Linked DNA regions of Homo sapiens: region 1 is linked to region 2. The links are chromatin contacts, found by Hi-C or POLR2A ChIA-PET in ENCODE. All regions are on one chromosome and are shown on one strand. The core of a region is the stretch at or near the end of the contact, and the rest is flanking DNA. Distances in the headings are between cores, read along the strand shown.

Region 1 (5,284 bases), core at 1,970-4,469, 200 kb before region 2:
GCCATGTGGGGTACAGGGAGGAAGCTACCGCAGGGCCCAGCTCAGCAGGACAGGAAGGCCTGGGGAAGCAGGGGCTCCAGCCCACCCTTGAGGAGTTAGGAGCTGCTTCTGTTTTAAACTGATCCCAAGAGCCCCTGGGGAGGCTGGTTGGGAAGCTCTCCCAGGCCACAGCCCCCTTTTGGGTCCCGCTCAATGCTGCTGGTTCCCTTGAAGAAAGAGTGGTCTGGTGCTCACCCTAGAGAAAACTCGGGCAAAGAAGCAGAGCTCCAGTCCTCAGTTTCCCCAGGAGTAACTGGGGCAGTCCCGGAGCTGCTGGACCCAGGACTTAGTGCTGAGGCTGCACAGAGGGCGGGGTCCACGCATCCGCAGAGACTCGGATGAGGAACAGGAGCAGGCGGTGCCGGGACAGAAGGAGACCCCCAGAGAGTTGCAGTGGAACCCACCAGGCAGCTGAGGAAACCGAGAGCAGGAAACCGAGGCCAGGGAATGGTGGAAGGTAGCCCACCTATTCAGTGGGCTCGGCTGGAGTCATGGTGAGGCTGGTCAGCCGGACCCTGTCTCTCTTGCACAGTGTCACTCCACTCGGCCTGAAGTCTCATGGTATCGGGCACAGGGGAGGCACTCAGGCACAGCACCTACAGGCAAACGCCACACCCTGCACCCGGGATCCAAGCTACTGTCACCCTCTGTCTGGGCTCCCAATCTGTTAGGGAGGCAGCCACCTCTGACTCACATCCTTGTGACATCTGTTCCACCCAGACACGTTGACACATCCGCCAGCGTCCTGGGAGCAATCTTCCACATGAGTTAGCCAAGCATGGGATTACATAGAGTCAGACAGAGCATAGCTTGTGCAAAGGCCCTGGGGTTGCAGGTAAGAGAAGGCACCCACCTTCTGACATGAGAGACAGAGGTGGGTCTTAGTTAGAACTGCCAGTCCAGGCCACATGCCCAGGTGAGGCAGACAGCATCTCAGACCTTCCCTGGGATGAGCTCCTGGGCACCATTCACGCCTGGGCTCCAGTCCCAGCCTTGGTCCCTTAAGCTGGAGACTAGGGGCAAGTCACTTCACTCCCTGAGCCTTGCTCCGTCCTCCCCCTCCACGCTTATTAGCAACAGGACTCTGAGGACCAAACCAGACAGCTCCCAAGCACTCTGCCATAGGCACTTGGCCCAGCACTGGGTCCCTAGGCCCTGGAAGTGGACAGCACCCTGCTTATCCCGGATCCCAGCACCAGGGCGAGATAACAAGGGAACAGAGTGGAGATGCCGAGGCCCTGGGGCTCCTGCTGGGGTGGCATGCAGTAGGGGCGCCAGTCAGAGAAACCCAGCCCCACTGCTCCCACCCAGAGCCAACGGCAGAGGTCAGGAGCCACCACGATGGGCACCCTGTGTAGGCAGCTGTGTAAGCCCTACAGGGTGGGCCTTGGGACCGTATAGCAGTAAGTGGCCTGAGAGCCCTGCGCCGCCTGTCCCTTTCACTCATCACCGTGGTACTTTTCGTACCGTGGCGGTCTTGGCGGCCTCCCTTGGACCGCACAAAACCATGCAGCTCCTGCACACACCTCGGGCTCAGCCCAGGCACTTTACGGCGTTTTATCTGGACAAGCTCCTGGGTCAGGGCAAAGGACGCTGGGGCCCAGGCGTGGCCCCCATCATGGCTCCTCTGTGCACCACTGAGGGTCCTTGGGCCCCTCGCTTACCCAGGAACCCTGTCACCATCTGTCAGCGGGTGCCACAGGCTGGGACCCACCAAGGCTGAGTCAGCACAACAGGGTCCCTTCCCTCTGTCCACTCATTTCAGCACTTGAGGGTTAGGTCTTTCTGCTGCCTTAATGCATTCGCTGTGATCCTTTTTCCCTAACGTTACGTGTGTGTGTGTATATAGATATACATACATACATATATACATATATATATACACACACACACACACATATACATATATATATACACACACCACATACATACACATATATACACATATATACACATATATACAAACATATATATACATATACACATATATACATATATACACATATATATACACACACACACATACATATATATATACACATATATACAAACATATATATACATATACACATATATATACACATACACATATATACACACACATATATACATACACACACACACACACACACACACACACACACACACACATATATTTTTTTGAGACAGAGTCTCACTTTGGTGCCCAGGCTAGAATGCAGTGGCACGATCTTGGCTCATTGCAACCTCTGTCTCCTTGGTTCAAGCACTTCTCCTGCCTCAGCCTCCTATAGCTGGGATTACAGGTCATACCACCACACCCAGCTAATTTGTATTTTTAGTAGAGACAGGGTTTCACTATGTTGGCCAGGCTGGTCTTGAACTCCTGACCTCAGGTGATCTGCCGGCCTCGGCCTCCCAAAGTGCTGGGATTACAAGTGTGAGCCACTGCGCCCGGCCCCTTTTTTTTTGAGATCAGGTCTCTCTGTCACCCAGGCTGGAGTGCAGTGGCACAATCTTTGCTCACTCCAACCTCTGCCTCCCAGTTTCAAGCAATTCTCACGTCTCAGCCTCCCGAGTAGCTGGGATTACAAGCATGCGCCAACATGCCTGGCTTATTTTTGTATTTTTAGTAGAGCCGGGGTTTCACCACGGTGGTCAGGCTGGTCTTGAACTCCTGACCTCAACTAATCCACCCGCCTTGGCCTCCCAAAGTGCTGGGATTACAGGCATGAGCCACCACGCCTGGCTAATATTTTTAAACTGTTTTCTAACATGGGTTTTTTTCCCGGATGTTGTTCGTTTTTACTCTCTGGGTTTATTATTCTATTCCCTTGCCTTCTGCTTCTTGTCATTTTTTATTCCTTAGTAAATTTTAGGTTGGCCTCAGGAGGTTTCCTGTCTAGGCTGGGTCTTGTCCTTGCGCTGGCTTCCTCCTGGGGCCACTCACAGGCCAGCACAGGTGGGCTCAAGGCGACAGGCCAGCCCCTCTGCTGGGGCTGCAGCAGGCATCGGGGTGGGAGAGCAGGCCACAGCCACTCCCAGGCCGGGGTCTCTGGCCGGACAGGGGAAGGGAGATGCAGGCAGGCCCAGGAGCAAGAGGGAGGCAACAGGAAGAGGTGCTGACAGAGAGGCAAAAAGAAGGAAGAAGGAGTGGGCCAGACCCCGGGTTGGGGAACCGAGAGCTGTGTGTTCCTCCTCAGCCTGGGAACCCCAGAGCCTCGGGGCCCGGGCAGGGGACAGGATGACTCATGCCCGCTGGCTCCTGTCCTCACCCTCAGCGTGGCCCAGAGGGGGCCTGGGTGACCTGAACGTTCCCAGGCCCCTCACAACGCTCCACTGTTCAGAGAGGCCCAGTGAGGACAAGGGTCTGGCGGTGGGCCCGGCCTGCCGGGAAAGGAGCCCAGCCCCCAGCCTCTGCCGCAGCCTCTCTGCACCCCTGCAGTCTGGGCCCCGGTCCTCCGCGGTCAAGACAGGCAGGGGTGGAGTCTGGATCAGGGTCTCCTCCTCTCCGCCCCCAACCATGCAACTGTCCAGCCCCCTTCCCAAGGCCAGGCCGCCCACAGCCCAGCTCCTTCCTCCCTCGGAGCCAGCCTGTCACAGCCTTTCTGCTGCAGCCTCAGCAGAGGTGGCTCTCAAAGACAGCTCCGCTCAGCCTCAGGGCTCAAGGCCACCCATGCCCTACCTCGCCGGACACCTCTCAGGCTGTTCCACGAGTTCCTCCAGCCGTTCCCCACCTGCAAACTCCCGCCTGGCCTTCTGCCCCCGGCCAGGTCACCCCAAGACACCCCCAATGCCCTTACTGCTCCCTGGGGATGGCGCTCCAGGCCAGGTCCTTCCTCAGAGGGGTGAATGGCTCTAGTTAGGGTCCCCAACCACCACAGCCCCAGACCCGTGGGAGCCGAGGCCTGAGCTCTCCTGCCTGCCCAGCCTCCCTGCACCCACCCCTGGCACGGGAGCCCGAGACAGCCTCCCCAGAGCCCCCAGGTGAAGTGCCACCTGGCCCGTCATCAGCCCGGGGGGGGGGCGGTCACAGGACAAGCACCTCCACGTACTGCTCGGGTGGCAGTAAGACTCTGGAGTCAGCAGGGCCTGTAAGCAAGCCCGCCGGTGTCTGCCCCTAGGGCCTCCTCCTGGCTGGGAAGCAGCCACGGGGCAGGCTCGGGCAGCTCAGGCAGGGGCAGGCTGCATCAGACAGGGAGGTGGCACAGCCCGGTGGACACTCTGGGGACACAGCCTCAGGAGTGACTTGGGGATGCCCTTTCCCTCCCCAGGGAGGCAGCTCTGGACCATGCCACTGTCTGCCAGAAAAGCCAGCCAAGGAGGAGGGAGACTGAGCCGGGGACAGTCAGTCCCACCAGGGCCAATGCCACCCCAATCTCAGCAGTCTGCTGCTCCCTCCCCTTTCATCCCCTGTAGCCCCTGTGCAGGGGTCACCGACCCCATCCTGGTCACGTCACCTCCTCCACTCCCACCCAGCCTTCTGCAGCCTCGACGAACCCACTTCTGTCTGTGGCAGCCCCCACCCTTTCCCCAGACCCCGCCCGAGCTCCTCATGGTCTTCTTGTGGCCACTGCTTGGAGGGCGTATGTTCGGCAGTGGTCTCCAGACCCCAGAGTAAGCTTGAAAACATAAGCCAGCCCCTGCTGGAAGCCCCACCAGGCCCTCGGGCCCCACCTCTCTAGCCCCTCTCCCTTTTCAAAACCAGGGTGTCTTTCACACAGCCTGAGCCCTCAGCCTGGCCCCTCCTCCTGCTCCCCCTCAAGGAGGCCCCCCCGGGGGGATCCGTGAGGCGCCCCTGGCATCTTTGGTGCTGCCTTTTCCCAGCTTCGTACTGGAAGGGCCAGGACCCTGCCTGCCGCAAGGGTGGCTCTGGGTAGGTCTTCGAGGGGGCCTGGGTCCCAAGTGGGTCCCCCCTGCTTCTCAGGACACCAGCCCTGGAATAGCTGTCCCCTTGATGCCAGCCGGCAGGAACCCTGGCATGGGGCAAGGCCCGCTAGATCCTCTGCAGAGGTGGGGGTTGGGGGTCCTTTCTCAATCTTCTTCCTTCCCCAGCAACTTCCTGCCCCAGAGGCAGGCACAGCCACCCCGACCACAAAACATCACCCTCCTGGTCACATCCTCAAGAAAATGGGAAGGTTGATCTCAGAGAGCCCCTGCCCCAAGTAGCAAACCTTCCTGAAGCCAGCACCCAGGACCCCAGGATGGCTCAGGGCTCAGAGGTGGCCACTGCCCCTCCCTCCACTTTACACACCCAGGGCCCCAT
Region 2 (5,404 bases), core at 1,068-3,567:
TCTTGTTTTAAAAGAGACGGGGTCTCACTGTGCTGCCCAGACTGCAGTACAGTGGCACTATCATACCGCACAACAGCCCAGAACTCCTGGGCTCAAGCGACCCTCCTGCCTCAGCCTCCTGTGTAGCCGCAACTACAGGCATGTGCCACGCTGGTGGGCAACTTTGACAATTTCTAAGAATATAACTTACCAAAACTAACCTGACAAGATTTTAACCATTAAAGAAATTGAACCACAACTTTAAAATCTACCTAGAGACATACATGGCTGTGAAGGGGAGGTGAGGCCAAAGGCGGGTCATTCATGAATGGGTAGCCCCAGAGTATTTGCATTCCATGGGTCATGGGCCAAGGCAGAAGAAAACAATAATCAAAGCGACAAAGTCTTGAAGAAGATGAAAACAGATGGGCACCTGAAAGCCCAGTGGGGGTGGGCCTTGGAGAGGAAAGAGAGGAGAAAATGCCCTCAGCTATGGGGGTTTGGGGGTGATACAGGGGAGGTGTTAACTTTGATTTTCTCCCTGAAGCACGAAGGTCAATAGCTGAGCTGAGCAAGGGGTGGGTAAAGAGGGTACACGTAGTCTAAGAAGCAAGGAAAAGGAAGGGTTCCTGCCAAGGAGTTTGGGGAGGTACTTAAGCCAGAAAAACGCACTAGATGCCCATGCATGGTTTGCAGTCATGAAGTTATGAAGAGGAAGCAGTAAACTGAGGCCAGCAATTTTCTCCATGAATATTCTGCCACATGGAGGGAAGAGACAGGGCTGGACCAGCATAACCAAAAAAAGTTCAGGGCCTTTGCCTGAGAGCCACGGAAGAGCCACAGTGCCAAGTCCGGGAACTCAGGCTCCTAGGAGTGAGGTCGGGGAGACGTGATAAACCTAACAGGAATGGAATCCATGGACTGATAGGGATGGATGAGGTCAAAGAACTATGGCAGGTCAGGCGCAGTGGCTCACGCCTGTAATCCCAGCACTTTGGGAGGCCAAGGTAGGTAGATCATTTGAGGCCAGGAGTTTGAGACCAGCTTGGCCATCATCACGAAACCCTGTCTCTACTAAATACAAAGATCAGCCAGGTGTGGTGTTGCGCGCCTATAGTCCCCGGTACTCGGGAGGCTGAGGCATGAGAATCACCTGAACCCAGGAGGCAGAGGTTGCAGTGAGCCAACATCGCACCACTGCATTCCAGCCTGGTGACAGAGCGAGACTGTGTCTCTAAAAAAAAAAAAAAATTAGCCAGGTGTGATGGCGCATGCCTATAGTCCCAGCTACTCGGGAGGCTGAGGCACGATAGTCTCTTGAACCCAGGAAGTGAGGTTGTAGTGAGCTGAGATTGCACCACTGCACTCCAGCCTGGGCAACAGAGCAAGACTCTGTCTCAAAAAAAAAAAAAAACTATGGCAAGAGAAGACAAGCAAGTGAGCTACAAAGACAGACAATGATCAAGATGAAAGTTTGAAATGGAGATTTCTTAGGTTTCCAGGCACGACTATGTCTAGGACGTGATGCTAGGATGGGTCAATCTTGGAAGAAGAGGTCTCCAGAGAAATTTGCAACGTGCAACTGTCAGGCAAGATGTTAAGATAAATTCCCACCAATATTCTCCTACAACTGCTGATAACAGAATGCTTATCTAGAAGACAGCAATTCAGCCCCACTTCCCCTCTGGATGCAGAAAGCTGCAGGAGAGCCGTGCACTCTGAGCCCTGACCAGAGCCCTGACCAGAGACAGAGCAGGACAATTGATAAAATCCTATCTCTGGGCCATCAGAGAGCCGAAGTGACCAGGCTGCCGGAGGGAACTACACAACAAAGTGCAGCAGCCCCTCCAGGGAGAAGGGGACACACTTACTGTTTCACCTTTGACAGAGGAAGGAAAGTGGAAGGAGGCCATAAAAGTGGTTAGAAAAAAAAAAAACAGTTTAACTTTAAACAAATTCTGAAAGGTTGAGAGTGTCAAGTGTGGGAGTCTAACCCCTGGAAAGCCCCAAAACGAATGTTCCCACTCATTCCCAGGAGACCTGCACCCAAGTCTCCAGCTAATCCACTAGCAGAGAGGAAGGAAACATGCCTTTCTCCTTGTCCTGGAGAAAGGCGTGTGCCACACACAGGCCAGGACCAGCACAAGACACGGGGCCGGTCAGACCCCTGCAGATACAAGGCAGAGTCTGGCTGCCACCGGGCAGAGGTGGGCTCGCTGGGAAAGCTGCCCCCAAGGCCGTGAGCACAGAGCTGCCCAAGAGTCAGGCTAGAGGGGGGAACTGAGAAGATGCCACCATCGGAGACCTTGCCAAGGAGGAAGTAGAGAGAGACTCCCCTCTACAGGCCCACACGAGCACGCACAGTGCTAGAGACAGCCCAGCTGAGGCCAAATGCACTGACCTGGCCTCCCAGGTGCACAACAGGACACAGGAAACAACCTCAGCCTGATGCTCTCTGCACACTGTCTGGCATTTGACCAAACAGAACAAGAGAAACAGAAAGCAAGAACCAATAACGTTTAAGGAAGAGATGATAATACCAATTCTAACACAGTCTTCCAGAAAGGAGAAGAAACAGGAACACATTCTAACTCATTTTATGAGACCCCGAAGGCCACTGTAAGACAAGAGGCCTACAGACAGCCTTCATGAGCACAGATGCAAAAATCATTAACATAACTTTAGCAAATCAATCCAGCAACACATAAAAAGGATGTCCACAGAAGAAAAATAATGTTCATAGCAGCTTTTTTCAAAATAGCCCAAACGTGGGAACAACACAAACATCCATCAATTAATTGGTGAATGCATAAATTGGTTTATCTGTAAAATTACTCAATAAAAAAGAGAAACTACGGATGCATGCAACATTTTGGGTAACTCTCAAAAGCATTATGCAAGTTACAGAAGTATATGTGACACTCTGGAAAAAGCAAAACTGTAGGAACAAAAATCAGGTCAGGCCAGGCGCGGTGGCTCATGCCTATAATCCCAGCACTATGGAAGGCAGAGGCGGGCGGATCACGATCGAGACCATAATGGCCAACATGGTGAAACCCCATCTCTACCAAAAATACAAAAATTAGCTGGGCATGGTGGCGCGTGCCTGTAGTCCCAGCTACTGGGGAGGCTGAGGCAGAAGAATTGCTTGAACCCGGGAGGCGGAGGTTGCAGTGAGCCAAGATTGTGCCACTGCACTCCAGCCTGGGTGACAGAGCGAGACTCTGTCTCAAAAAAAAAAATTCAGGTGAGTGGTTACCAGAGGCTAGGACGGGGGAAGGGAAGTGACTACCAAGGGGAACAAGGGGATTTTATGGGGTGATGCAAATGTTCTGTAGCTTAGCTGTGGTAGTGAACATTTTTTAAGTAAAAAAAGAGTGAATCTTAATGGAAGGTAAATCATGTTATTTTTTTAAAGGCCAGCTCCAACAAAGAGGCTGACCTACAAAGCAACAGCTGGTCCGAATCCACAAACACAGGCCAACACTACACCTCTGCTGTTCCCAAGGTCACTGTTTCTGGTGAGGAGAGAATGGCTCATCTGACAAACTATCCATTACCAAGACAAGCCGGGGGCTGGGAAATGAGATCCTCCTCCAACGCAGGCAAGACGCACTGCAGGGAACCATAGGCACTTCCGCTGGCCTCTGGACCAGGGCAAACAGCAGAAGCCTGTTCCCAAGGGCAGAGGCAGGCTAAAATACAAGAGCAGGGCTGGAGTCGGAAGAAGAGCTGATAAAGTTTAATGAGAAAACAAACCAACCACCACAAAAAGCAAAGAAAATGGTATTGGTAAAAAAACAAACAAAAAAACCACACAAAGAAAACCATAAAAATAGCTGTCTTTGTAGAGTTTATATTCTAATGAAGAAGAAAGCAAACCAAATGAGTAAGTAAAATACATAGTATGTTAGAAATAAGTGCTAGGAAGAGAATTACAGCAGGAAAGCGGGACATGCGGGAGGGGCCGAGTGAGAAAGTAATTCTGACAATGAGACCCCAAGGATAGAAACTGGCCCTGGAGATGGGGCTTGCCTCCAAGGCCAGTAAAGATGGAAACCCACACCAGGCAGTGGGGATGCGCTCTTCAGATTGTCACCAGGACTCCCCCAAGGCAGTTCTGCAGGAGAAAACAGAGGAGCAGGGAATGCACACGTTTCCTGGCTGCACATAGCAAGGTATCAGAAGGAAGAGAAGAGCTCAGAAAATAATTAGCCGCTTTCAAGCAGAAATCAAAGGGCACAGAAGAGGCCTAGAATGTGGGGTCTCAAATAGTTGCAAAAGCCAACTCCTTCCAGAACCCAAACAGTACATGTGAAAGCCTGCCCGGAACAAGGGCCCACCAAAACTCCATCAGGTCAAAGATAAGAGTAAGGGTGCGGTCTTCCCAGCCAAGCCTGCTGTGGCCTCGAAGAGGCTGAAGCAGCACAAATAAGTAAAAGGGAAGGTGAGGCTTAAGAGCATCGCGTAAAGAATTACCTGCATGTCGAATTGTTGAGAACTAAACACATGAAAATTGTACTCCCTTTTCAAGAAACTGTACCACCAAAGAAATACTAAGCTCAAAGCCAAAAATCACCCTTCAGGGTCACATAGCTTGATGACTGAATTGTGCCCAGACAAGGAGGGCAGGTGTCCTGCCACCTACTGCAGTGTGGCCAGGGAAGACCAGGAGGAACGTACCAGGAGACACAGACTAGAAGGTGGTGCAGGAGGGAGTGCCCCCTGAAGCAAAAGCAAATCCATTTCTTTCACTGCCAGTTACCCCATAACCTGGGCGGGGGGAGCCAACGCCCTGCGCTGCCTGTGCTGGCAGCCACTCACCACTGGCTGGTCAAGGCCGCCATGCCTCTCCTCCTTCTCCACGGTCCTGCGGCAGTCCGGGCACACCCACAGTGGCAGGTGCAGCACGCTGTTGCCCTTGGGAGCCATGGAAAGGGCCAATTTGCTCGCAGTCTTAATTCCACTCTCTAAGAATGATGAGTCTTTCCGTTCACTTCTGCACAGAAGACAATAATCCCCAGCAGGGTAGGGTGGTGTCCTATGATTCATGCCAAAACTAAAAGGAGTCTGGAATAGAAAAAAAAAATTCTATTTTCAAAACCTCATCTACAAAGCCAAGAATATTAAAATATATGTATAGTTCTAAAACTAAAATGCATGTGTATGTTTATATACAGAAACATAAAATAGGAAATGTATTGAATAAAACTAAACCTAATGTTCTAGAAACTCGTAATACTTTAAATAGTGCCATAAAGAAAATCTTATCTTAGTACGAGTTAGAAAATTGTCAAAATTAACCCCTTCACCTTGACTTCTGTATTACTTTTCCACCACATGCTAGAAACTGTCAGCCTCAATTTTCAGACTGTTTACCAGAACTGGTTACCACCAACGAAGTCTGAAACTACTATTCTAGAGG

The links. Hi-C counts contacts between places; a loop is a spot of excess contacts on that map. ChIA-PET counts read pairs that join two places held with the same protein, here RNA polymerase II (POLR2A). Pooled maps may share reads with other maps.
Region 1: a loop to region 2 is called in a pooled map, with 2.9 times the contacts of the local background. The contact joins two enhancer-like sites. A Hi-C loop is called at or near these places in 2 of 50 pooled maps. POLR2A ChIA-PET finds 5 or more read pairs at or near these places in 3 of 52 experiments (AG04450, activated B cell and activated CD4-positive, alpha-beta T cell).

The regions. Positions count from the first base shown.
Region 1 is chr4:2,799,311-2,804,594 of GRCh38, reverse strand. All of the region lies in intron 1 of SH3BP2 (SH3 domain binding protein 2), which reads right to left. Among named protein-coding and RNA genes, the nearest start is that of SH3BP2, 8.9 kb to the right of the region's middle. RefSeq lists an enhancer at 3,296-3,345. Within about 2 kb of position 3,219, at least 28 of the 41 ENCODE cell types and tissues checked have a DNase peak (open chromatin) inside an H3K27ac peak, as active enhancers do.
Region 2 is chr4:2,595,729-2,601,132 of GRCh38, reverse strand. FAM193A (family with sequence similarity 193 member A) reads right to left here. Exons shown (of 21, transcript NM_001366318.2): 2 at 4,804-5,049. Among named protein-coding and RNA genes, the nearest start is that of FAM193A, 62 kb to the right of the region's middle. RefSeq lists enhancers at 2,526-3,478, 3,479-4,430, 4,431-5,383. Within about 2 kb of position 2,317, at least 15 of the 41 ENCODE cell types and tissues checked have a DNase peak (open chromatin) inside an H3K27ac peak, as active enhancers do.